Regions from separate parts of the Mus musculus genome. Here region 2 is linked to region 1. A link is a loop called in an ENCODE intact Hi-C map of the cell type or tissue named here. Cell type or tissue: left cerebral cortex. All regions are shown on one strand. Links, peaks and the distances in the headings refer to the core of each region. The heading gives the core; the rest is flanking DNA. Region 1 has its middle 40 kb from the start of Adamtsl1. Region 2 has its middle 130 kb from the start of Adamtsl1.

Region 1 (12,723 bases), core at 2,100-10,099:
GAGGAGGTGTGGGAAGTGGAACAGTTGGGGTGGACTGGGGTGTGTGTGGATAAAATATGGCGTGTAAAAAATAAACTAATTAATAAAAAGAAAGAAAGAAAGAAAGAAAAAAACCCAATTCTGACACCTCTCTGCTTTCTTCTTTTGTCCCTTTTCTGTTTCTTTCTCAGTTTTTCTGCCTCTTTGTTTCTTTCATGATCAAGTCCAGAAATGACCAATGACTGCTTTCTTGGAACTTAAGGCCAATGAAAATAACTTGATGCTATCTGCTTTGATGTTAGAATGAACACAGCATGGTATACCACTCGCCATCAGGCACACTCACAGTGGCAGAGCTTTTGCCTGCTCTCCACTGACTCACGGTGACCTGGCTCCTTTCCTTGTCACTCCAGCAGGCAGGGGGATTAGCAGGCAAGCATGTATCAGTGCCTGGGGAATGGTGCCTGGTCTTGGCACCGAGTGTGTATCAGTGTTAACAGCTGGTACATAAGTCCTGCTCAGTTAGGATTTAGTGGCAACATTCAGTCTGGGATTAGCCTAGCAAACAGGGTCGAGCTGTCTTCTTGCCAAAGCTGGGAAGCCCCAAAGGGCATGTGTTCTCCTGGGATTAATCCTGGTATTTAGGAAAATGCCTGCCTTATCACTGTTCTGGATCAAGGGCTTTGCCTCTTGATGAGAAGAAATGACTTCTAAATAGAATGTGATCTAGTGTTGGGGTCACCCTCTATACTCTGAAGACTATGGTCTGTAAGTTAGACACTACAGAGCCAGTTAGCTAAGGGAAAGTATCCAAGGAGAATTCAGGGAGGGAGGAATGGAGGGAGAAAGGGAGAGAAAGGGGGATAGAGGGGGAGAGGAGAGAGGGGTAGGGGAGGGAGAGAGGGGGAGAGGGAGATGGAGAGGGGGAGGGAGAGGGAGAGGGGAAGGGGAGGGAGAGAGGGAGAGGGAGAGGAGGAGGGGAGGGGGAGAGGGAGAGGGGAAGCAGTGGCATAAGGTAGGTCAGCAAAGAACTTCTGTAATCTCCTAAGGAGTTTAGACCTGGCCATGTTCAGTGAGACAGCAGTTAAGAATTGTAAGTAATTGTAAGTAAAATTGCGTAATACAGTATCCTAGTGCAGTGACTAAGAGCAGTCTCATTGGTATACACTGGGGATGGGTGATAGAGAAGCCAAATGAGAAGACTGGCATTGGAAGTAGAAAGAAGGGCTAGTTGCATTAGATAGTAATGTTACAACATTTACAGGACATAGAAATACTTGGACATGGTATACACAAAGAGGTAGATGAAGTAGAGGTTGGACTATAGCTGCTCCAAACTAGTGGACCAGATGCCACTGCTGCCACTGAGTTTGGCAACTTAAGCTGCAGATTTTCCAGAGGATGCTTGTATAAGTAGAGTCTAGCTTGGGAATGCATAGTGTAAGATTCCTGTGATGGACAGTACCCCTCAGTTGGAACCCCTTGGAAGCATTGCCTATACCCTTTCTGGAATTACAGTTCTTTTAGATGGTTGCCTATAGCTAGTGACTGGCAGTTGCCCAGATCCAATGCCCAGATGCTGGCTTCAGTCTATAGGACAACTTTGAGGTTATTTTAGCATTAGCAGTTCCTCTTACAGCTGGTTCCATTCTTGCAGTGGATCAGCTTCCTTCTCTGTATTCCTCTTGCCCTCCTTATGCTGTAACAGGTATATCTACCATGACAATTCCCCAATACCCTTCACAGGCAGCTCTTCATCACAAAAGGGGCCTCTAAGTGATTTCACTGAGGAGTGATAAAATCAAAAGTAGGTGGTTCTTGGAACTAAATATAGATTTTTCCAAGAGGAGGGAGGAGTTCATTATACCAATTACAACAGGTAAAGGAAAATGGGTTGAAATAACTGTTAAACACAAAGAGGGGACCTTGACAAAGGCAGTATAAAAGATCAGTGGGGAGAAGAAATGAACAATGGGCCAGAGACTTGATTCCCAGCTTAATTAATAAGAGGAAGTTGAGAACCAGGGTAGACTACTGTTAGAAGTCCATCTACAGAGGGTAGGAAAGAGAAAAGGTGGCTCACACTCAAGAACTTAGGATCAAGGGTGTTTCAAGAGCAAAGAGCTGAACTCAAGCCAAACATTAAAGCAGTACAGGTTGATGCCACTGGGAGAAGGAGGAAGCAACACTGGCTGTAGATGGGTAAAAAGGGTTTTAAAGTGGTAAGATGCTCAACTACACTCTCCAAGTCTGGCCCCAACCCCCCCCCCCTCACGCCCCCCTCCCCCACTGAACACTGACAGTCCTGTGTAGTTTTCATCAACTTCCATTCCTGATTTTATTTTTTACTAATCTCTTTTTAAGTAGTCCTCAACCAATCCAGACCCTCTAAGGTGCCCCCCCCCATTCTGTTTCTGTTGGACCTTGTCCTTGCCATTACTGGAGCCTCCATTCTAGTTCTACCCAGAATTATTACTACTTTAAATTTCTCCCAATTATTTTGGAGTAAAAGATCACAGGTTATCTAAGTACATTCTTCTTCAAATTTCAACTCACTTCCATTTTACCCAGGACTCCATGACCATAGTTCTCTAGATTTTAATTCTCATTCAATGCCAGTGAGGGCCCTCCCTACATTTGTAGAGTGCCCAGTCCAGAAGTGAACTCAAATGGTAAAGAATCATGCACATGAGAACCTTCAACCCTGGTCATGAATAGAAGGGATGATAGCAAATGGGAAGGATGCAGGCTAAGAAAGTAGGAGATGGTAGCAGAAGCTACAGTGAGTGAGTCATCTTGATGACTATTAACTACATTTCGAGTAGTGAACAGTCTACTCACAGTAAGCATTCCAATAATTAAGTACACTCCTCAGATACTATGGTCTTCAAGATAGGAATGATTTGGGAGTTGAGAACGCCATATAATTTTCTGAGCAATTTCTCAATCTACAAACATCCCTAGGGTGTACGCTATCATGTCACATCACTTTATTTTCTGAGACAAGGCCTTATCTGTCCAAGACTGGTCTTAAACTTACTATCTACCTAAGACTGGTTTTGAACTCCTAATTCTTGTGCTTCAACCTACAAGTTACTGGGATTACAGCTATGAGCCACTACATGTAGAACCTACTTTGTGTTCTTCTAAACCTTTATCAGTAACAAACATTTTCTGTTCTCATTTCCCCTGTCTTCTTACTCAAGATGACCAGGAACCTGGCTTTCTAGTTCTTTGCTGTAGGCAGAGAATAGTTCCTGGAACATGCTGATAGCAATACAGGCTTGCCCAAACTGAATTTTTATTTCCATAGTTGAGAAGTGAGCAGAAGTCTTATGTTGGGGCATCTCAAAATAATAGATGTTCACAATTAAGTTGCCACAGATGCCTGATTTTTCCATGAAAATGGGCTTATAGGTTCATGTCCCAAACATATAGAACACAAGACTTCCTTCTTTTAAATTAATGAGTTAATTAATTAATTAATTAATTAATCCACGTGTACATCCACGTGGATGTCCCCACCCTGACAGCCCCACATGACCTCTAAACTCCCTGGGGCCTTCAGTCTCTTGAGGGTTAGGTTCATCATCTCTGAATGAACACAAACCCAGTAGTCCTCTGCTGTATGTGTGTTGGTGGCCTCATATCAGCTGGTGTATGCTTCCTGGTTGGTGGTCCAAGAGAATTTGGACATCCAGTCTCTGGGGAGTTGTCTTGCCCAGTCTGAATGTGTTTTTTTCCCTGTGACTGTCCCCTCCAAAATGCTGCTGCTATGGCCTACCAAATGCCTTCCTAAGTTGAAGCCATCACATAAAGTTTCAGAGTTGTCTCATAGACAATTTATCATAACTCACCTGCCTGAAACACTCAAATTTACAGTTTCTAGCAGCTTCTTGTATTGTGGAAAGATATGAGTATAGCAATTAACATTCCCCTAAACAGCATTTCCCTAAGCACCTTACCGGCACACTTTGTAGAATCCATTGGTATTCCATGTTTTCTATGCCAGGACTTTTGTATTGTAGACCATGTCTGTTAGAGTTTTATGAGTCATTTGGTTGAAACTTGTAGAACTATTTGAAAATTCTCTCCGGCTTTACTGTTAACCAAATAGTTTAGAATCTAGCCAGTGTTTTGGGCTTAATTAGGGTAGTATGAATAAACTGAGTTTTCTGCTTAGATCCCTGGGATTAATATAAACCTGGTTATAAAATCGTGGCTTCCTTTTCAAATTGTGCCTTTAATTTGACCTTTCTGAATGGTTGCCAGTCAGTTCTGAGGTGTATCACTATTTTAAACATGTCCCTATTAGGGCTCTTAAAAGCAGTTTGGGTTTCCCAGTTTCATCTCATCAGAGTTCAACACTGCTTTTGTAGTCATTGCAAGTAATCAATCCATTGTATTCCTTAGGAAAGGCCAATAATGTATATACGAGTTCACAAAGTCCAATCTTTCACCCGAGGGAAGCTGGAACAGCTCTCTTATATTCTACTTCATGAAGGGATTTGTCCTTTTTAGTGGAAATAAACACATGCACAGTTAGCACTTGATTATTAGAGAATATGTATTGATAATCAATTCTTGATCACCGAATGATCATAAGGTTTGAGGCCTGAAACAAATGGAGTTGTTTTTCACTGTGTGCTTTTCATTGTGATCAGAATGGTGGAAGCTGATTGGCAGCTCCTTCTCTACTTTCCTGACTGTTGCCAGCCCTATCTTAAAATAAATAAATAAATAAATAAATAAATAAATAAAAATAAGGGGGAAGTTAGTCAGTTTAAAAAGTCTAACTAGGTTACTTTACATATTTAACATGGTCCATGCGCCAACTTCATATAGAGCTCCACCATCATTTTCATTATGACATTGCTGTCTAGTGGGGGATGTGGCATGTTTAGAGAAAATCCTACTCTCCCTTAAGTTTTAATTTTTTTTTTTATCATAAAGTTTCAAAAGCACAGCCCAAATTGGAAAGAAGGGAGTGAGGGACATCTGCTGCTATCTGGAGATACCCTACTCCATAACTAAAGCGATTAGCGTTCATTTCAACACGTCGGAGAACAAAGATACTGAAAAGCCTGCAAAGGGTGGGCTCCATCAGCATTGCGAAATAAGGCACTCTCCTCCACACTGCTTAAGGAATTCCATATACATAGTAACTGTCAGCCACGCCATCTGGGTTCCCTTTTCTTCTTAAAGGAATGAAAGAAGTGGGCTCAATGAAGAAATGCCTTAAAATTAGACTTAAGGATAAAATAATGGCTAGCCCGAGGGAGAGACATATTAGTTTGGAGTGTCTTTTGGAAAGATACAGAGAACTGAGGTTCTTACCAGCACCGGCTGTGACTTTGATACAGACAGGTTCTATTAAACTAATCCTTGCCATTTTACTCGTGTGATAGTAGACTGAATCAGCAGATAACATTATGATGATTCCTAATGCTCAGGTGGATACAGTCCATCTTTCCACACCTCACATTGGTTCCTTTTAATAACAATCATGTGAGTAGCAAAAAATTATTGGAATTCAAAAATAAAATGAGAATAAAGTCTTGGACTCCAGATTGATTTTCTCTACTTAGCATTATTTTTTTTTAATCCCATGATTATTATGTTTGATTTGAGAACAGTTTTTGATAATTCTTGGTAGTCTGCTATGGAACAAAAAGGAAAACCTACCCAACTCAACATTTACAGGAACATTTCCTATTGTCTGGGCTCTCTGTTAGTAAATCAGGGCCAATATAAAGCAGTATAGAAAAGACTCCATACTTTATCTTGTCAGCATTTTTATTTAATTAAAAACATCATCTGTAGCTGATACCTAACTGAGATGAGTAGATTCCAAACATTTGATCAATGAGTAGATCAAGTGAGATCTATTCAGCTGACATTTTAGGAAAGGGTTCTATTGACTTTGTGTTTGGTCTCAAAAGAGTATACTATCACCTAATACACAAGGGACAAGGCTGTTCCTATGGAAGTGTTGAAGATTTTTGGTTTTCTAACAACACTTTAAATGTCAGAGGTTTTATTGGCTGATGAGAAAGATGGCAATTACATATCACATGATCTGCACATCCTGCAGACAATAGTTGTCCTTCTTCCAATATAGTTTGGTTATCTATTAGTGCCACATTTGGGTCTGAGGAGCCTGAAAATCTGCTCCCCACATCAGTGCATGAATAGAGTTGGACATGAAAATAAAGCTGTAAGAAATGGGGGTAATAATGTGATGTACACAAAATGTGGGGCGAGCTGAGATGGAATAGAGGAAGACTTTATAGAGCAAAAATGCTGAGCCATTTTTTAAGAACCAGTGTTTAAGGAAGGTATATTTGGGCTCTGGAACAGAGGGAGTGTTTAAACATTTGGAACCATTATTGAAGCATCGGTCATCTTAAAAAGTGCTGCATTTCTCACTCCTGGAAGTGTTGAAGTACAAGTTGGTAACCATCTGCCAAGCAATGAGACACATGATTTAAGCTTTGCATCGCAATTTGGACTAAAGACCTCTAGTGTTGCTTCCAACTGAGTTTTGGAGTTTCTCAATAGTGTCTTGCATACAGATTCTCATCCCCATTGTAACTTCTTCCAAATCTTAAGGATCTGGGTCTTCAACAGTCTCAGAGGATGTCCATGATTGTCTCTGAATGAATGTGCAAAGACATACTTGGGGATAATGAGCCAGAGGGATACACTTTTAGCTTCTTCCAGTAATAGGATGTTTCCTGAGATTTGCCTCTAACAGGGCCAAATACTCCAAAGCCATCCAAGCAGTACTTGTTTGTGGTTATATTCTGAAATTATTACTTCAATATATCAACAAATAAAAGCACCTCGGAGCCATCGCTCAGCCCATATTTGTCCCCTAATTTGTATTTAATGAATCTCTTTTGATCTTGTGTAATAGAAGAGCAGAAGGTGGTAGGAAAGGTTTGGTGCATGTGTGGTGTTTACTCAAAGAACATGTTAGGAACGCTCTACATATCTAGCTACACAGCCTATTTGGCACTTGCTGAGTAGTGAATACATCTGGACAGTTTGGCAACATTTCCTCATCATCTCTGTGGGGGCTTAATATATGCAAACGTCACAAAACCCATCCAGAATCCTGTTTCATATCTACATAGATAACCCAAAAATCGTATAGGTTCAGTATTCCCAGCCACATCCAGCCCGAGTTAGAAGTACTAAGGAGCACTGGTTAGCAGTACAAATGGAAACTACTTCCTGCTTCTTTCAGGCTCCATTCAGAAAAGTTTGTTGACCCTTTGACTAGTACAACTTTCATTCCATCTTGAGGAGAGCCTGCCAGTATAAAGAACTTTCCCATAACCAGGGCAACTGAAAAACCATGGGCTAGCATATTCTTATTATGACTGTATAGTAGGTACAGACTTTCTTTTAATGCTGTGATGAGTGGAGCTCAGGGGAATTACACAGGTGGTCAGAATGGGATGAAACCTTGGGATGAGCCCATGAAACCCACTTAGATATAAATAAGCATGTGTCCAAAACATACTTTAGTTTTCTACGTATGGAACTTTTTCAAAGTCTGTACTAAAGATGCCTTCTTATTATTATTTGAGGACATTACTCTGAATTGTGAGCCTTTAATATAAACAATGTAATGGATGAAAATGCTAAACATGGCAGGAAAAAGTAACCAGAGATATAAAGCTCAGGAAGCTGATGTGATCCACAGAACACTAATGCTATTGGAGGAGGATTGCAGACTAGGTTCTGGTGCCTTGGCCATGGCATTCACAGTGTTGTTGATAGATCTGTGACACATCAACTGGTGCTTAAGAGTGCAGATGCCCAGTCCCACTCCAGACACTCTGGAGTACTATGTACCTGTCAAGAAGATTCTCAGGTGATTTCCATGCAGCTAAAATTGTACAGAAGCCATTGTTTTAAAACACAGCATCAAATCACTAGAGACTTTAAATGACATGATTTTTTTTTACATGAAAAAAGACGTCAGTGTATAAAAATGGAAATGAAAGGTGGAGATCCCATTTTCCCCTAAAGAGGAATGATAAGTTAGTAAGAGAATTATTTATGCCTAATGAATAAAATTAATGGTGTTCTGCATTTTAAATTACTCTTAATCTTCTTTCCAGGGTCCATAGAACCTTGAAAGTATTGTTCTTGATGACTCAACTGTAATTTAATTAGTAAGCTGAGATTCAACAGTCAGTTTGGCTTAAAAGCCTACCTGTTAGGCTATGTGCTCACGCAAACACATCATACACCAACAAGGAACTCTAAGCATCTTTAAAGATGCATCATGTGAAGTTATTTCTTCTTCCCATAACCAGAGAAAACTGGTTTATAATCACAATAAGATTTTTGCAAAAATACAGACTGAAAGCTATAAAAGGTATGAAGTCATAACCAGATTGACTGAGAGGTTATGATTTCCAAGCAAAGAGAATAATGTTTCCAAAAATAATACAGCTGATCTAGTGGCAAAACATATGTCATCATGAAATGCCAAGTTTATAGATGCAAATATATGTATGTGCATGCATGAATATGCATACATGTATATAAAATACTATGTGCTTTAAACTGCTATGAAGTAATGGGGGTAGCAATTGGTCGCAGAGTTTGTAATAATGCTATAATTCAGACACACACCATTAACAATCTCATTGATAAATCATTGGAACTCATAACTGACTTTTGATTTACTTTTGTGTTGACTGTAGTTGTGACTCCAGGGAGTTGTTTATCCCTGACCATTTTAGTGAGGGGCAGCACTAGCTAATCTGCTCAGTTTCTGAACTTTAGGAGTTATGCTTTGAATTAAGGAAGATTTATGAAGGGAGCAATGGCCTTTTACGGATTACATACGAAAGATCAGAATGAGTAAGAAAGAAGGCATTCAAAAGAACTGAGGCTTTTTATTTATGCACATTAAAGAAACACACAGTCAAAATGGCCCCAAATCCAGTATATTGCCTCATTTTTATACATTGAACAATTTATCTCTTCTTATTTAGATACTACTGCTTGAATATGTTTAATTTTGAAAACTGATGTGTTCTAATTCTCATTATCTAATTTCTCTCTCCCTCTGTCTCTCTCTCTCTCTCTCTCTGTCTGTCTGTCTCCCTATCTCTTTCTCTCTCTCCCTCCTCTGGTCCTCCCCTCTCTGTCCCTCCTCTTTCTCTCTCTGCCTCTCTCTTTATGTCTCCCCTCCTCTCTTTTTCCTTCTTCCCCCCTCTCTTTCTCCCCCCGTCCTTCTCTCTTTTTCTTGGCAAAAAGGAGAATCCTTGTAAGCTTCAGGAACCACGTAACATATCTTTGATATTGTCTTTAATGCTAAGTCTAATGCCAGGTATATGACAGATTTTACAAAAGCCTATTGAGTTTTGTGGAAAAATTATATAATGATCTAAAATTGCTTTACCATGCTTGGATGACTGGAAGATGTATAAAACAAAAGGTAACCCTCACATAATCACCTTGATTGGTGTGTGTTGGGGGGGTGGGGTGGTGGCGTGCAAGGTAGATGGAAAAGAAGGTAGCCAACTGTCTGACAGTTCTGGTGGAGCAGAACTTTGAGATATTAGATATCAAAGATCTCAGCTAGACACAGAGAAGGAAGGGGCATGCTACTAAGCACAGACCATACCTTTGGAACATAGTAATGGGAAAGGAGGGAAAGCTGAGTGGATTTCATCATCTTTCTATTCATCTTGAATGGCATAGCAGGCTCTGCCCCTGCTTTAGAGCAGAGAGCCAACAGAGCCAAGAACATAAATAAAATGTTTTAGCTAATGGAAAAGGTCCAGCAAACTGTAACCTAGAGGAGTTTGTGCTTACCTCAGGAAGCTTGCAGGTAGGTCCTGGGCTCCTGTCAGGACATGAACATCTTTTGAGACTTTAAGAGAGCAAGAAAAAAATGGGGCCAGTGCTAGTTAGATATTCTAGTGCAAGCCAAACTGTGCTACAATGTTGTTAGCCAAGAGGTGCCAAATTGTTGAGGTTCTAAAAAATTCAATTGCTCTTCTGAACACCCCCTGATTTACTTTGTACAGCTCAAAAGCATATGCTATGGTAACTTCTAGAGTTTGTTTTGATATAAAAGTCACATTTTGTAATATTCTTGTTAACTATGAAATAGCCAGATTACCTGTTCTCTTAACCCATGAAATTGCTTTCAGCAAAATCTACAGGAATTATCTCTAGAGTGACACTCGGGAACACCCACTCAAAGTATATTTGAACTGAGTGTGGTGGTGTATGCCTTTAATCCCAGCACTTGAGAGGCAGAAGCAAGCAGATCTTCATGAGTTTCAGGTAACCCAGGGCTATAGAGTGATACCCTGTTATAAAATCAGTCAGTCAAACAACCAAAAATACTGCTAAAGAATGAAGGTATATCCTATTAATTTGACTATATCCATATTTAGTGATTCAGCCACATAATACAAATCTAAGTGGGGAATCTGTCTAATATCATTGGTAATTACCAAGTCTATTTTTAAGTAATTGAGAATCCCATGCACATTTAAACTCATTTTGTTCAGTTGTACTCTAATTCTATGGAGATTCCTATGTTATATCCTATGTTATATCTCCAAACATATCTACCTGTCCTTCCTTCCTTTCTTCTTTTAGTTTCTTCTCTCTCTCTCTTTCTTTTTCTCTTTCCTTCCTTCCTTCCTTCTTTCTTTCTTTCTTTCTTTCTTTCTTTCTTTTCTCTCTCTCTCTTCCCTCCCTCCCTCCCTCCCTTCCTTCCTTCCTTCCTTCCTTCCTTCCTTACTTCCTTCCTTCCTTCCTTCCTTCCTTCCGTCCTTCCTCCTTCCTCTTTCTTTTCCCTTCCCTTCCCTTCCCTTCCCTTCCCTTCCCTTCCCTTCCCTTCCCTTCCCTTCCCTTCCCTTCCCTTCCCTTCCCTTTCTTCCCTTTCTTCCCTTTCTTCCCTTTCTTCCCTTTCTTCCCTTTCTTCCCTTTCTTCCCTTTCTTCCCTTTCTTCCCTTCCCTTCCCTTCCCTTCCCTTCCCTTCCCTTCCCTTCCCTTCCCTTCCCTTCCCCTTCCCCTTCCCCTTTCCCTTTCCCTTCCCCTTCCCCTTCCCCTTCCCCTTCCCCTTCTCTCTCTCTCTCTCTCTCTCTCTCTCTCTCTCTCTCTCTTTCTTTTTTTTCCTTTTTTTGAGATTGGCTATCACAATATAGCCCTGACTGCCATGGAGTTCAGAGAGTTGTATCTACCTTTATCTCTGAATGCTGGAATTGAAGCCATCATGATGCCTGGCTATAACTTAGGGGGATAAGTAATAAACTTAGTAACAAAAATGAGGAGTTGATCAATTCTAAATTTTATTCTCAGCCATCCTTGAAACACTTTAAATAGTATTTTTAATCATTTTATTATCTCCCTTAGTAACATAATTTACAGCTAACTGACCCTACTTAAACCATAGGCAGTCATCTAAAATTGTTTAGATTATCTGAATAAAAATTTACTTAAATCTCCCAGAGCTTTAAAACCCCAGAACATAAGCTTTAAAGATATAATTTCAAGAATCATGACATTGAGGTTGCACAAGGGGCAGGGGGATCAGGAACAGGTGACCCTAGAACATGTAGCCACAAAACTTCAACAACCTGGTTGAGATGTGCTATGGCTTAGTTAATGGTGGCATCTCTTTGCTGGCCCAAGTTATACTAGCATCTGACCTAGGAGACAAAAGCAGTCTGCCAGCACTTGATCCTCAGAAGCCAGGTATAGCCAGAAAGTGGTGATCGAATTCACAGACATGTCTGAAAGTCTGCAACAGTATTCGGTGGCATATGTTGCCAGGCATTGGAGGATTATAATATGGGTGAGATGAATAGCCACACTTATGCTGCCAGGCATTGTGGGGATTATAATATGGGTGAGATGAATAGCCACACTTATCACTGCAGCACAGGGAGACATTTAGGCAGTTACATTACACAGGAAGCCAAACACTTCATCTACCTCTACCTGGGTCAGGTGATCATTTTTTTTTCAAAATATGGTGAAAACAAAGACCCAGTGGTTTACCCAATTTGAACTGCAGCCTAAATTGCAAATACCAAAGAAAACCCTTCAGTCTCATTAAGGGAATACCTCATTTTGAATCTTTACTGTGTCTTGTACAAGGCATCTTCTGTACAAGAATAATTAGGGAGACATCTTACACACGCACTTTCTCTTCCATTCTTCTCAGCTCTTTGACCTTTAATCCATTCCTTTTGAAACTATATTTATTGGAGAGGCATATGTTTGCTCAAGTAAGATAGTGTTGACTGTGGCTTATCAACTACTATAGGCCAGATACCCAGGGATGAGTCCTTGAGTTGTTTCTCTGAGTAGGCATTTACTCAGAGCAGCTCCTTACTAAAGGGGCAGCCTTCAAACCAGCTTCTGAGACGCAAGCCTCCATGGTTATTTAAGCTTTGGGAGCAGAGGTAGTGCCTCATGCCTGCAATCCCAGTATGTTTTATGCTGAGGCAGGAATACGGTGAGCTCCGGGCCAGCCTGAACTGCAGAGTGAGACTGTCTCAAAACTGTCTCTCAGCTTGCAAGGATGTGCTTCCAGGAACTGTGTTCAGAAGCCAACTGCAAACTATAAATTGATGCTTCCTCCTTAAACGAATTTGCATACGTATCCAGGAAGAGTTTCCTGCTGAGAAGGTAAGGAATATGACAGTCGAAAGAGAAAAATCTAGGGGTGGTCATCCTCAACACTCAGCC
Region 2 (12,723 bases), core at 1,940-9,939, 90 kb after region 1:
TCAAAAAAGACAAGGAGGGACACTTCATACTCATCAAAGGTAAAATCCTCCAAGAGGAACTCTCAATTCTGAATATCTACGCTCCAAATGCAAGGGCAGCCACATTCATTAAAGACACTTTAGTAAAGCTCAAAGCACACATTGCACCTCACACAATAATAGTGGGAGACTTCAACACACCACTTTCATCAATGGACAGATCGTGGAAACAGAAACTAAACAGGGACACAGTGAAACTAACAGAAGTTATGAAACAAATGGACCTGACAGATATCTACAGAATATTTTATCCTAAAAGAAAAGGATATACCTTCTTCTCAGCACCTCACGAGACCTTCTCAAAAATTGACCATATAATTGGTCACAAAATAGGCCTCAACAGATACAAAAATATTGAAATTGTCCCATGTATCCTATCAGACCACCATGGCCTAAGACTGATCTTCAATAACAACATAAATAATGGAAAGCCAACATTCACGTGGAAACTGAACAACACTCTTCTCAATGATACCTTGGTCAAGGAAGGAATAAAGAAAGAAATTAAAGACTTTTTAGAGTTTAATGAAAATGAAGCCACAACGTACCCAAACATTTGGGACACAATGAAAGCATTTCTAAGAGGGAAACTCATAGCTCTGAGTACCTCCAAAAAGAAACGGGAGAGAGCACATACTAGCAGCTTGACAACACATCTAAAAGCTCTAGAAAAAGAGGAAGCACATTCACCCAAGAGGAGTAGACGGCAGGAAATAATCAAACTCAGGGGCGAAATTAACCAAGTGGAAACAAGAAGAACTATTCAAAGAATTAACCAAACGAGGAGTTGGTTCTTTGAGAAAATCAACAAGATAGATAAACCCTTAGCTAGACTCACTAAAGGGCAAAGGGACAAAATCCTAATCAACAAAATCAGAAATGAAAAGGGAGACATAACAACAGATCCCGAAGAAATCCAAAACACCATCAGATCCTTCTACAAAAGGCTATACTCAACAAAACTGGAAAACCTGGACAAAATGGACAAATTTCTGGAAAGATACCAGGTACCAAAGTTGAATCAGGATCAAGTTGACCTTCTAAACAGTCCCATATCCCCTAAAGAAATACAAGCAGTTATTAATAGTCTCCCAGCCAAAAAAAGCCCAGGACCAGATGGGTTTAGTGCAGAGTTCTATCAGACCTTCAAAGAAGATCTAATTCCAGTTCTGCACAAACTATTTCACAAGATAGAAGTAGAAGGTACTCTACCCAACTCATTTTATGAAGCCACTATTCCTCTGATACCTAAACCACAGAAAGATCCAACAAAGATAGAGAACTTCAGACCAATTTCTCTTATGAATATCGATGCAAAAATCCTTAATAAAATTCTCGCTAACCGAATCCAAGAACACATTAAAGCAATCATCCATCATGACCAAGTAGGTTTTATTCCAGGGATGCAGGGATGGTTTAATATACGAAAATCCATCAATGTAATCCATTATATAAACAAACTCAAAGACAAAAACCACATGATCATCTCGTTAGATGCAGAAAAAGCATTTGACAAGATCCAACACCCATTCATGATAAAAGTTTTGGAAGATCAGGAATTCAAGGCCCATACCTAAGCATAATAAAAGCAATCTACAGCAAACCAGTAGCCAACATCAAAGTAAATGGAGAGAAGCTGGAAGCAATCCCACTAAAATCAGGGACTATACAAGGCTGCCCACTTTCACCCTACCTTTTCAACATAGTACTTGAAGTATTAGCCAGAGCAATTCGACAACAAAAGGAGATCAAGGGGATACAAATTGGAAAAGAGGAAGTCAAAATATCACTTTTTGAAGATGATATGATAGTATATATAAGTGACCCTAAAAATTCCACCAGAGAACTCCTAAACCTGATAAACATCTTCGGTGAAGTAGCTGGATATAAAATTAACTCAAACAAGTCAATGGCCTTTCTCTACACAAAGAATAAACAGGCTGAGAAAGAAATTAGGGAAACAACACCCTTCTCAATAGTCACAAATAATATAAAATATCTCGGCGTGACTCAAACTAAGGAAGTGAAAGATCTGTATGGTAAAAACTTCAAGTCTCTGAAGAAAGAAATTAAAGAAGATCTCAGAAGATGGAAAGATCTCTCATGCTCATGGATTGGCAGGATCAACATTGTAAAAATGGCTATCTTGCCAAAAGCAATCTACAGATTCAATGCAATCCCCATCAAAATTCCAACACAATTCTTCAACGAATTAGAAGGAGCAATTTTCAAATTTGTCTGGAATAACAAAAAACCTAGGATAGCAATAACTCTTCTCAAGGATAAAAGAACCTCTGGTGGAATCACCATGCCTGACCTAAAGCTTTACTACAGAGCAATTGTGATAAAAACTGCATGGTACTGATATAGAGACAGACAAGTAGACCAATGGAATAGAATTGAAGACCCAGAAATGAACCCACACACCTATGATCACTTGATCTTCGACAAGGGAGCTAAAACCATCCAGTGGAAGAAAGACAGCATTTTCAACAATTGGTGCTGGCACAACTGGTTGTTATCGTGTAGAAGAATGCGAATTGATCCATACTTATCTCCTTGTACTAAGGTCAAATCTAAGTGGATCAAGGAACTTCACATAAAACCAGAGACACTGAAACTTATAGAGGAGAAAGTGGGGAAAAGCCTTGAAGATATGGGCACAGGGGAAAAATTCCTGAACAGAACAGCAATGGCTTGTGCTGTAAGATCGAGAATTGACAAATGGGACCTAATGAAACTCCAAAGTTTCTGCAAGGCAAAAGACACCGTCAATAAGACAAAAAGACCACCAACAGATTGGGAAAGGATCTTTACCTATCCTAAATCAGATAGGGGACTAATATCCAACATATATAAAGAACTCAAGAAGGTGGACTTCAGAAAATCAAACAACCCCATTAAAAAATGGGGCTCAGAACTGAACAAAGAATTCTCACCTGAGGAATACCGAATGGCAGAGAAGCACCTGAAAAAATGTTCAACATCCTTAATCATCAGGGAAATGCAAATCAAAACAACCCTGAGATTCCACCTCACACCAGTCAGAATGGCTAAGATCAAAAATTCAGGTGACAGCAGATGTTGGCGTGGATGTGGAAAAAGAGGAACACTCCTCCATTGTTGGTGGGATTGCAGGCTTGTACAACCACTCTGGAAATCAGTCTGGCGGTTCCTCAGAAAACTGGATATAGTACTACCGGAGGATCCAGCAATACCTCTCCTGGGCATATATCCAGAAGAAGCCCCAACTGGTAAGAAGGACACATGCTCCACTATGTTCATAGCAGCCTTATTTATAATAGCCAGAAGCTGGAAGGAACTCAGATGCCCCTCAACAGAGGAATGGATACAGAAAATGTGGTACATCTACACAATGGAGTACTACTCAGCTATTAAAAAGAATGAATTTATGAAATTCCTAGCCAAATGGATGGACCTGGAGGGCATCATCCTGAGTGAGGTAACACATTCACAAAGGAACTCACACAATATGTACTCACTGATAAGTGGATATTAGCCCAAAACCTAGGATATCCAAGATATAAGATACAATTTCCTAAACACATGAAACTCAAGAAAAATGAAGACTGAAGTGTGGACACTATGCCCCTCCTTAGAAGTGGGAACAAAACACCCTTGGAAGGAGGTACAGAGACAAAGTTTGGAGCTGAGATAAAAAGATGGACCATGTAGAGACTGCCATATCCGGGGATCCATCCCATAATCAGCTTCCAAATGCTGACACCATTGCATACACTAGCAAGATTATGCTGAAAGGACCCTGATATAGCTGTCTCTTGCCAGAGTATGCCTGGGCCTAGCAAACATAGAAGTGGATGCTCACAGTCGGCTATTGGATGGATCACATGGCTCCCAATGAAGGAGCTAGAGAAAGTACCCAATAAGCTAAAGGGATCTGCAACCCTATAGGTGGAACAACATTATGAACTAACCAGTACCCCGGAGCTCTTGACTTTAGCTGCATATGTATCAAAAGATGGCCTAGGCGGCCATCACTGAAAAGAGAGGCCCATTGGACACGCAAACTTTATATGCCCCAGTACAGGGGAACGCCAGGGCCAAAAAAAGGGAGTGGGTGGGTAGGGGAGTGGGGGTGGGTGGCTATGGGGGACTTTTGGTATAGCATTGGAAATGTAAATGAGCTAAATACCTAATAAAAAATGGAAAAAAAAAAAGAATTTCCAAGAGACAAGGGACGGGAGCTAGGAGAAGGCTCAGTGGCTAAGAGCACTGGCTGCTCTTCCAGAGGAGTTTAGTTCAATTCCCAACACCCACATGGTGACACACAAGAATTCCTAACCCAAGTCCCATGGATCCTATGCCTTGTTTGGCTTCCAGTAGCACCAGGAACACAGGCTGTACCCAGACATTCATGCACACAAAAGACACATAAGACAAATAAACAAGTTATGCAATGTAGGCTATATCTTGTCATGGAACCATGGTGACTGAGAAGGATACTTTTTATTTTGAACCTTTTAATTTGGTACACCCTTCGCTTGTCAATCAATCAATAAGAAAACAATTTTAATGACTCATTACAGGAAAAAAATCAGAACTGCTTAACAGGGAGCTCACTTTTAGATATAGATGGGAGATGAAATAATCTATTATTGACATACAAAGCCAGAAGTCATGTGTACTTACACAAAAACCATCTTTGGTGTTCTGAGTGTAAAGGGAGAAAAGGCAAGCTCTAGATGGAAGAAAGATGAGACACGGACACACTTTAGAGGATAAAGATTCTGTGACTGCTGTCAGTACAGATGAAGTCTTGTGTGTTCTGTGGATATTCATCTGTGAGATGGCCAGATGATTTAAACAACAGTTCCTTTATGTAATACTATTCTCAGATCTCTCCTACAGTTACAGTATCTACCTTTTGACCCAAACAGTAAAATATGACCTGAGTTTACTGTGATTTCTTCTTTTAAGCACTTCTTCAACACAAGGAGGTGTGGTGTTAGCAACAAGCTCTTATGGTAGGTTATTCGGTTTACATTCAAAGATGCACTGAAGACAATGAGAAGTGATGGTTGTATGTTTTAAAACAAAAGTATATAGAGAAAAAAATGCGTACTTTAGAATAAAGGTGTGCTTTTTTATTTTGTTTTTATGAATTGTTCAGTCTTTCCAAGTGTATAAATGCCATGTTTTATGTATGAGAGAAGTACCAGAGTCAGTATTGAGCAATTTCACTATTGCTGATATCAGAAACCAACTACCAAGTGACAGATAAAAGATTTTTTATCTTGAAGTGCCAAAGGGGATACTCAGGGGGAACACCTGCTCAGAGAAGAAGTGGAGAGGGATGGGGGAAGGATTGTGGGAGACGGTGACTGGAGAGGAGGCCAGTGAGCAGGTTATAAAGTGAATAAGTAAATAAATATCTCCTTTTAATGAATTTAATGTATATGAGTGCTCTATCTGCATGTATACCTGCATACTAGAAGATGCATCAGATCCCTTTATAGATGGTCATGAGCTACCAATGTGATTGCTGAGAACTGAACTCAGGTCCTCTGGAAGAGCAGTCAGTGATCTTACCTTCTGAGCTAGCTCTCCAGGCCTTATCGCTGACTTTTTTAGTGGCAAAGACTCAAAGTTTCTTCATCAAATATGGTTTTAGGAAAACTTACACATATTCTTCTATACAGCAATGTCAAAATGTGTAAACAGTGTATGTTATTCCTTACATGGGCTGATTATGCTCCCCATAAAGAGCATAGACTGTCTAACATGAGAAAACTTTTTTTTAGTTGTTAGTTCAAGAGACTCCCCAAACACCATAGGCTATTGAAGTTGACCTTGGTTGCCCTCCAGAGGTTGAAGGTAAAGTCTTATTTCTGAAACATTATGTACTTCAGACACAAGACTCAGAAGATTCAAGTTAGATCTTACCTGAAAGCCTCTTCCCCAGGACTAAATTTCATAGAACTGGAAGATGCTGTGTTAGTTGCCAAGGGAGGAAAGGAACCAGGAGTCCTACCCTGCTATGAGGTCTATGAACCATAGCAACGACCTGCATGGCAAGATATACTCAGTGGCAATAGTAACACTCAAATCTTAGCAGTAACAAACAGCTATCTAATTGAACTTAAGATCTGCCCACGAGGAGGGACATCATGCCTGGTACTGAAAACCTAGTTACATACTTACCCATGGCTAGTGAGGTCATAGATCTTATAACCACGTATTGCTACTTTAATATGCTAGCACAATTCCTAGTTATATTCTAGATCCTTATCCTTATGTCTACAAGTAAGTCTATCTTGCACTACCTATCAAGGAAGATTCTCTTGCAGCAGAGATGGTCTCAGCAGACAGAGACCATCACAGAAAACCACAATTGGTTAAAATACAGAGAACCACTGATTGCGGAGTCCCCAGCCCTCAACAGATACATGCTAAACACAGTCTCTGCACTCAAGTGAAGTGGAAATTTCTTTTATTTTTGGAGAGTCAGTTGTGTCATGTGATGTTTTTCTGGAAACTGTCTTATGCGTGGATGTACTTTGCTGAAGCAGACATGTGGGAAGAGATGCTGAGAACAGATGGGTAGTGCTTTTCTGAAGGCAGCCTGGAAAAAGGGCATGTGATGTTTTCCTAGAGCAGATGCTTGAGAGAACACGTACTATTTGGAAAGGGTATGAAGATAACCCAGCAGACGGTGGATCATGCTGTGTGGTACTGGTTCACCTTGCCGTCCTTTACAAGTCATCCTTGGGCTTTGCTGATCCTAGTCTTCACTGATGATGCTCTGTGGTATTGGTTTACCTTGCCACTCTTTGCTGGTCATCACTTTTCATGACTTCGTAGAAAGAAATGCCACTAAAGAGCGTCTGGTGGTATTCCAGCAGCTTCTTGCTGCTTTGGGATGATTGGCAGAACCTCACAGTTTCTTCTGAATCAATCTGTCATTGCTGACTCCTGTATGGGGTTTGTAAATGGATTGAGCTGCTGCTGCTGATTACTGTGAACTTAACTGCTGGTATCTTGACAATGCAGATTGGATTCACCCCAAAGAACTATGTCTAAACAGGTCCACATCCTCCTTTGCCCTATCAACACGTCCACTACCTCTCTGGTGTGTGGTGGACTAGAAAGGAGGTTAAAGCATTTAAAGACCCTTATTAAAACTAGGTTTTGAAAAATATAAGCCTGCACCTAAGGCTCAGGAAACATCATGGAAAAGGGAATTGAAAGATTGTAAAAGCCAATGGCTGTATCTCCTAGAAATGACGGGAAAGGTACATCTACGATAGCTCAACAATCTGGCTGCCTAAAGAAGACATAAGCAGTGAAGACCAGTAGATGTGCTAATGTAGAAGTGGGGGTTCTCATGGCCTTATGCTTAGGCAAAGAACTATAGGCAACTAGAAATATGGAGAGGGAGAGAGGGAGAGAGGGAGAATCAGTCTTTCACGTGAAGGAGTCCAATAGCTTGTTATTCAATATTAAGTGATCAGGCCTGAGATCCTGCACATACAAGAAGGAATACTAAATGGACTTAGCAGGCTGCTCAGTATCTATCTATCTATCTATCTATCTATCTATCTATCTATCTATCTACTTATATAACTATAATAAAGAAAACGAGTCTCTCTCCACCAACCAAGCAAGATACCCAAAGGCCAAGGTGAAGAAGGTGACCTCCCTCTGCCCCCTGCCTTTGTCAAGAAACAGGAGGCCAAAAAGGTGGTCAATCCTTTGTTTGAGAAAAGGCCCAAGAACATCCAGCCCAAAAGAGATCTAACATGCTTCGTCAAATGGCCCTGCTGCATCAGGCTACAGTGGCAATGAGCCATCCTCTATAAGCAGTTCAAAGTACCTCCTGCCATTAACCAGTTCACCCAGGCCCTGGACAGCTACTCAGCTGCTTAAGCTTGCCCAAAAGTACAGGCTAGAGACAAAGGAAGAGAAGAAGCAAAGGCTACTGGCCGGTGCTGAGAAGAAAGCTGCTGAAAAAGGGGACTTCCCAACTAAGAGACTACCTGTCCTCTCAGCAGGAGTCAATACAGTCACCACCTTGGTGGAGAACAAGAAGGCTCAGCTGGTGGTGATTGCCCATGATGTAGACACTATTGAGTTGGTGGGATTCCTGCCTGCCCTGTGTCAAAAGATGGGGGTGATCTACTGCATCATCAGGGAAAGGCCAGGCTGGGGCGCCTGGTCCACAGGAAGACATGCACCACTGTTGCCTTCACACAGGTAAACTCGGAAGACAAGGATGCTCTGGCTAAGCTGGTGGAAGCTACTAGGACCAATTACAATGACAGATATGACAAGATCCGTCGCCACTGGGGGTGGGGGCAACGTCCTGGACCCTAAGTCTGTGGCTCACATTGCCAAGCTGGAAAAGACAAAAGCTAAAGAACTCGCCACTAAACTGGGTTAAATGTATACTAAGTCTTCTGTACATAAATATAATTAGAAAATTAGAAAAAAAAAAAAGAAAGAAAAGTAGACCATGAATTTGAGAGGGAGAAGTATATGGGGGGGGGGGATAAAAAAGAAATTTCGTTGAAACAAAAATTTAGAAAATAAAACCAAATAAATAAAATTCAAGAATTCTATTTTTTAAAGGTACAACTATTTTGTAAATTAAAAGTTATGACTGAGTCATTAAGCTGGAGATAAGAAAAAGAAATCTAAGTCACAGTAAGGCAACTCAACCAGGGTTCACTATTCAAGTCTTGAACAAAGGAGACAAGAAAAGTGGAATAGTCTTAGTTAAGCTTTCTATGAGGTCTACTGTCTGTTTAGCCACAGATGGTTGGGAAACCTGTTGTCTGAAGCAGTCTCTGTGATTCTATTTTTAAAGCAGTAGACTATTTCCTGCGCCCTCTTAGTCCTCCTTACGAATACACATTACCAAGTGTGGCATTTCATCATATTTCCCAAGAGTCTTAGAATTAAACACTGGTGATTTAAAATGTCTCTTACTCATGCATTTCTCATTGTGTCATAGATATGACTAATCACACCTGGCACGTGAAGCTCTGAAACATTAAGGAGCCCTCACCACCTCTGCAAGCTCTTTTTAAAAATACCTTTTGGACCACACACAGATTTTTTTTTTGATCTTTCACCTTAAAAGTTATTATTTCTCTCCTTTCAATGAACCTGGTGCTTTAAATCTTCTCCTGCCAGATGATGGAGTGTCCTTATTAATCCTATATATAAGGCATTTATTTCAAATTATACAATTCATATTTTGGCATGCCACTTATTATTAATGTCTCCTTACAATTTTAGCTATTTCAAGACAATGAAATTTCAAATATACTAAAAGTCCCTCCAGCATTTGAAAATGCAGCTTCTCTTCTATGATGAAGACACAGATAAGAGGTTTTTTAAAAAAAATGATAATATATTTTTATTAGATATTTTTTCATTTACATTTCAAATTCTATCCCCTTTCCTAGTTTCCTCTCTGAAAATCCCCTATTGCCTCCCCCCTCCCCCTGCTCCCCCAACCCACCCACTTCTGCTTCCTGGCCCTGGCATTCCCCTATACTGGGGCATAGAATCTTTGCAAGACCAAGGGCCTCTCCTCTCATTGATGGCCGAGTAGGCCATTCTCAGCTACATATGCAGCTAGAGTCATGAGTCCCACCATGTGTTTTCTTTGATTGGTGGTTTAGTCTCAGGGAGCTCTGGGGGTACTGGTTAGATCATATTGTTGTTCCTCCTATAGGGCTGCAGACCCCTTCAGCTCCTTGGGTACTTTCTCTAGCTCTTTAATTGGGAGACCCTGTGTTCCATCCAATAGATGACTGTGACCATCCACTTCTGAATTTGCCAGGCACTGGCATAGCCTCAGAGGAGACAGATATATCAGGGTCTTGTCAGCAAAACCTTGTTGGCATCTGCAATAGTGTTTGGGTTTGGTGGTTGTTTATGGGATGGATCCCCAGGTGGGGCAGTCTCTGGATGGTTCTTCCTTCAGTCTCAGCTATGAACTTTGACTCTGTAACTCCTTCCCTGGATATTGTGTTCTGCCTTCTAAGAAGGATCAAGGTATCCATGCTTTAGTCTTCCATCTTCTTGAGTTTCATGTTTCATAGCTACACGTACACAGTGATATGTCTCTAGTTCCGCTCAGACACAATTCTGTGTTTCCCTTACCCATTCTTTGAACAGAAAATTTTGAAGGTATTGTATCCAGATATTGCCTTGAGTCTTAGAATGCCATAAAAGTCAAAGACGGGGAATGCCAGTCCAGTGCACACCCGGCTCTATCCATTTACGGTTTCTAATCACACTAAAACTGTATCTCTTCAGCTGAAGAAATGCAAAGTCCTGTCACTGGGCTCTGCTTGTTACAAACCTGAGATAGTGAATGCCAGAACAAACTTCCTAGGACTTGCTTTTTCTTACCAAGCTGTCTTAGAGTCAAGAATATCCCAACTTTCCATTCAGGCAACATCGTCAATTAGGCTTAGACTCTTGAGTTTTCAAAGAAAAACAAAACAAAATAAAATAAAACTTCTTCATTTTGCTCATATTCCTTTTCAGTGCTCCGCTAATTCACCTTCACATCAACTGCACTATCCTGGTACAGGCTGCAGAGACAACTTCACATCAACTGCACTATCCTGGTACAGGCTGCAGACAGTTGGGAAGGGCTGGGCTCTCATTTTTTTTGTGTGTGGGATTTCATATTCCTTTTTAATTTTTCCAATGGACCAGCAGCAGCAGAAGCAGCAGCAGCTATGTATGCACTTTGAGATCTCTTTGAATGCCTGAAAGAATAAGGCCATTGTTTTAAGGTGTGCAGCCCAGAATGAGTCTGGTCCACAGAAGCAGCATAAATGGGATTCTGTGGTCTTGCACACCTGGGGACCAGGTGGAGATGGATCAAAACAGCCAGGAGAGGAGAGAGTGTGGGATGGACCATTTGTCATATTACCTAGACCCCTTTGAAAGTCACTCCCCCTCCTTCGCCTCTTTATGGGTATTTTTCCATTTCTAGCAACGCTGAAGCACAGCTAACCACAGCCTAACACCCACACTGGGCCTTTTGTCTTCAGAGAATTTAAATTTGGGCACAGTGTATTTGTGAAAGACAAATGCCTCAACGTGTATGTGGGACAGAAAATCTGTCCTTTAAGACATCAGGTGATAGGTGATGGACCCTAGTCCTGTTTTTAGGATTTGTGCCTGAGACAGGCCGATCCAGGAAAATCTGAATGCTGCCCTGACTACATGCCAACCCAGAGAAAACAAGTAAATGAACGACTAGGCTGAATTATCTGAGGCTGGTGTAAGACTCAGGAAAACTAGAAAAGGGTTCTAAGTTCTTCTCCTAGCAGAGAGCATTTTTGGGGGCTCTCATGAATGTCATGGGATTGTATTTTGATCTGACTAAATCACCCCTGTGATACATTAGCTCAGCTCACTCATACTGAGCAGGAACAGGGATTTGGTTGTCCAGAAAAACTCAGAGGCAGAGTCTGAGTTTAGGAGTTTGCATGCTTAAAGTGTCTTGTTCATGAAAACAACTGCCAGTATTCTCTGGGTAGTCAGTTAAATGAAGCCAGAAAATGAAGATAAGCAAGGCACAACTGTCTGAGATCATCATTGTTTGTAATGTGCCCTTACTGGGTTTTCTGTTTGTTTGTTTTTGTTTATTTGGTTTTTTTAAAAAAAAATTTTATTAGATATTTTCTTCATTTACATTTCAAATGCTATCCCAAAAGTCCTCTATACCCTCCCCTCACCCTGCTCTCCTACCCACTCATTCCCACTTCTTGGCCTCGGCATTCCCCTATACTGGGGCATATAAAATTTGCAAGACCAAGGGGCCTCTCTTCCCAATAATGGCTACATATGCAGCTAGAGACATGAGCTCTGGGGTTACGTCATATTGTTGTTTCACCTATAGGGTTGCAGACCCCTTCAGCTCCTTGGATGCTTTCTCTTGGGGGCCCTGTGTTCCATCCTATAGATGACTGTGATCATCCACTTCTGTATTTGCCAGGCACTGGCATAACTTCATACGAGACAGCTATATCAGGGTCCTTTCAGCAAAATCTTGCTGGCATATGCAGTAGTGTCTGCGTTTGGTGGCTCATTATGGGATGCAACCCGGGTGGGGCAGTTTCTGAATGGTCCATCCTTTAGTCTTAGCTCCAAACTTTTATGTTTGACCATGAAGTTAAGAATGATAGCTTCAAAGTAAGTCTCATTTACTGGAGACAAGTATGCTGTCAGTGAGGTAAAATGGGATGCCTCCAGAGAAAGACTTTAAGTTCCGGCCACATCATCACACATCAGTAAATGAATGACTTTGGGGGAAAGTCCTTAAAATTGGTTCTCTAACTTCAAAAACTAGGTGCAATAGTAGTACTTCTCTCCCTACGTCATTATGATGATGGAATTAGATAATGCATATTCACTTAGAGTGACTGGCAACACATGCTCAATAAATGGTAGCTATTATTTTTATATAGCTAGTATATTTTATATTGCTACAATAATGTACATTTTATAGTATTTAAATTTAAAGTAGCCTTATATATTTATACAAGTGTGTTTCCAGGAAAAAAAAGTAGAGTTCTAGGTTCTTGACTTGGTTTTCCATTTGGAACTTTAGGACTATGTCATGCTTTGAAGCATCCAACATTGATTGTGGCTAATTCCCTTGTGGGACAA

Evidence for each region. Hi-C counts contacts between places; a loop is a spot of excess contacts. Peaks named below come from ENCODE experiments on the same cell type or tissue, not always from the same donor. Only the 100,000 strongest peaks of a DNase experiment are listed, where the experiment ranks them.
Region 2: it touches region 1 in a loop (12-fold over the local background); 6 of 42 quality-filtered maps call a loop at or near these places.

What each region holds. Positions count from the first base shown.
Region 1 is chr4:86,007,518-86,020,240 of GRCm38, reverse strand. It overlaps a transcript of Adamtsl1 not described here. Among named protein-coding and RNA genes, the nearest start is that of Adamtsl1, 40 kb to the left of the region's middle. In left cerebral cortex, for the core only: no CTCF peak of the experiment used is centred there; DNase peaks (open chromatin) are centred at 5,144, 6,406 and 9,948.
Region 2 is chr4:85,916,889-85,929,611 of GRCm38, reverse strand. It overlaps a transcript of Adamtsl1 not described here and the pseudogene Gm8949. Among named protein-coding and RNA genes, the nearest start is that of Adamtsl1, 130 kb to the left of the region's middle. In left cerebral cortex, for the core only: no CTCF peak of the experiment used is centred there; DNase peaks (open chromatin) are centred at 6,621 and 8,913; H3K27ac peaks cover 1,391 bases.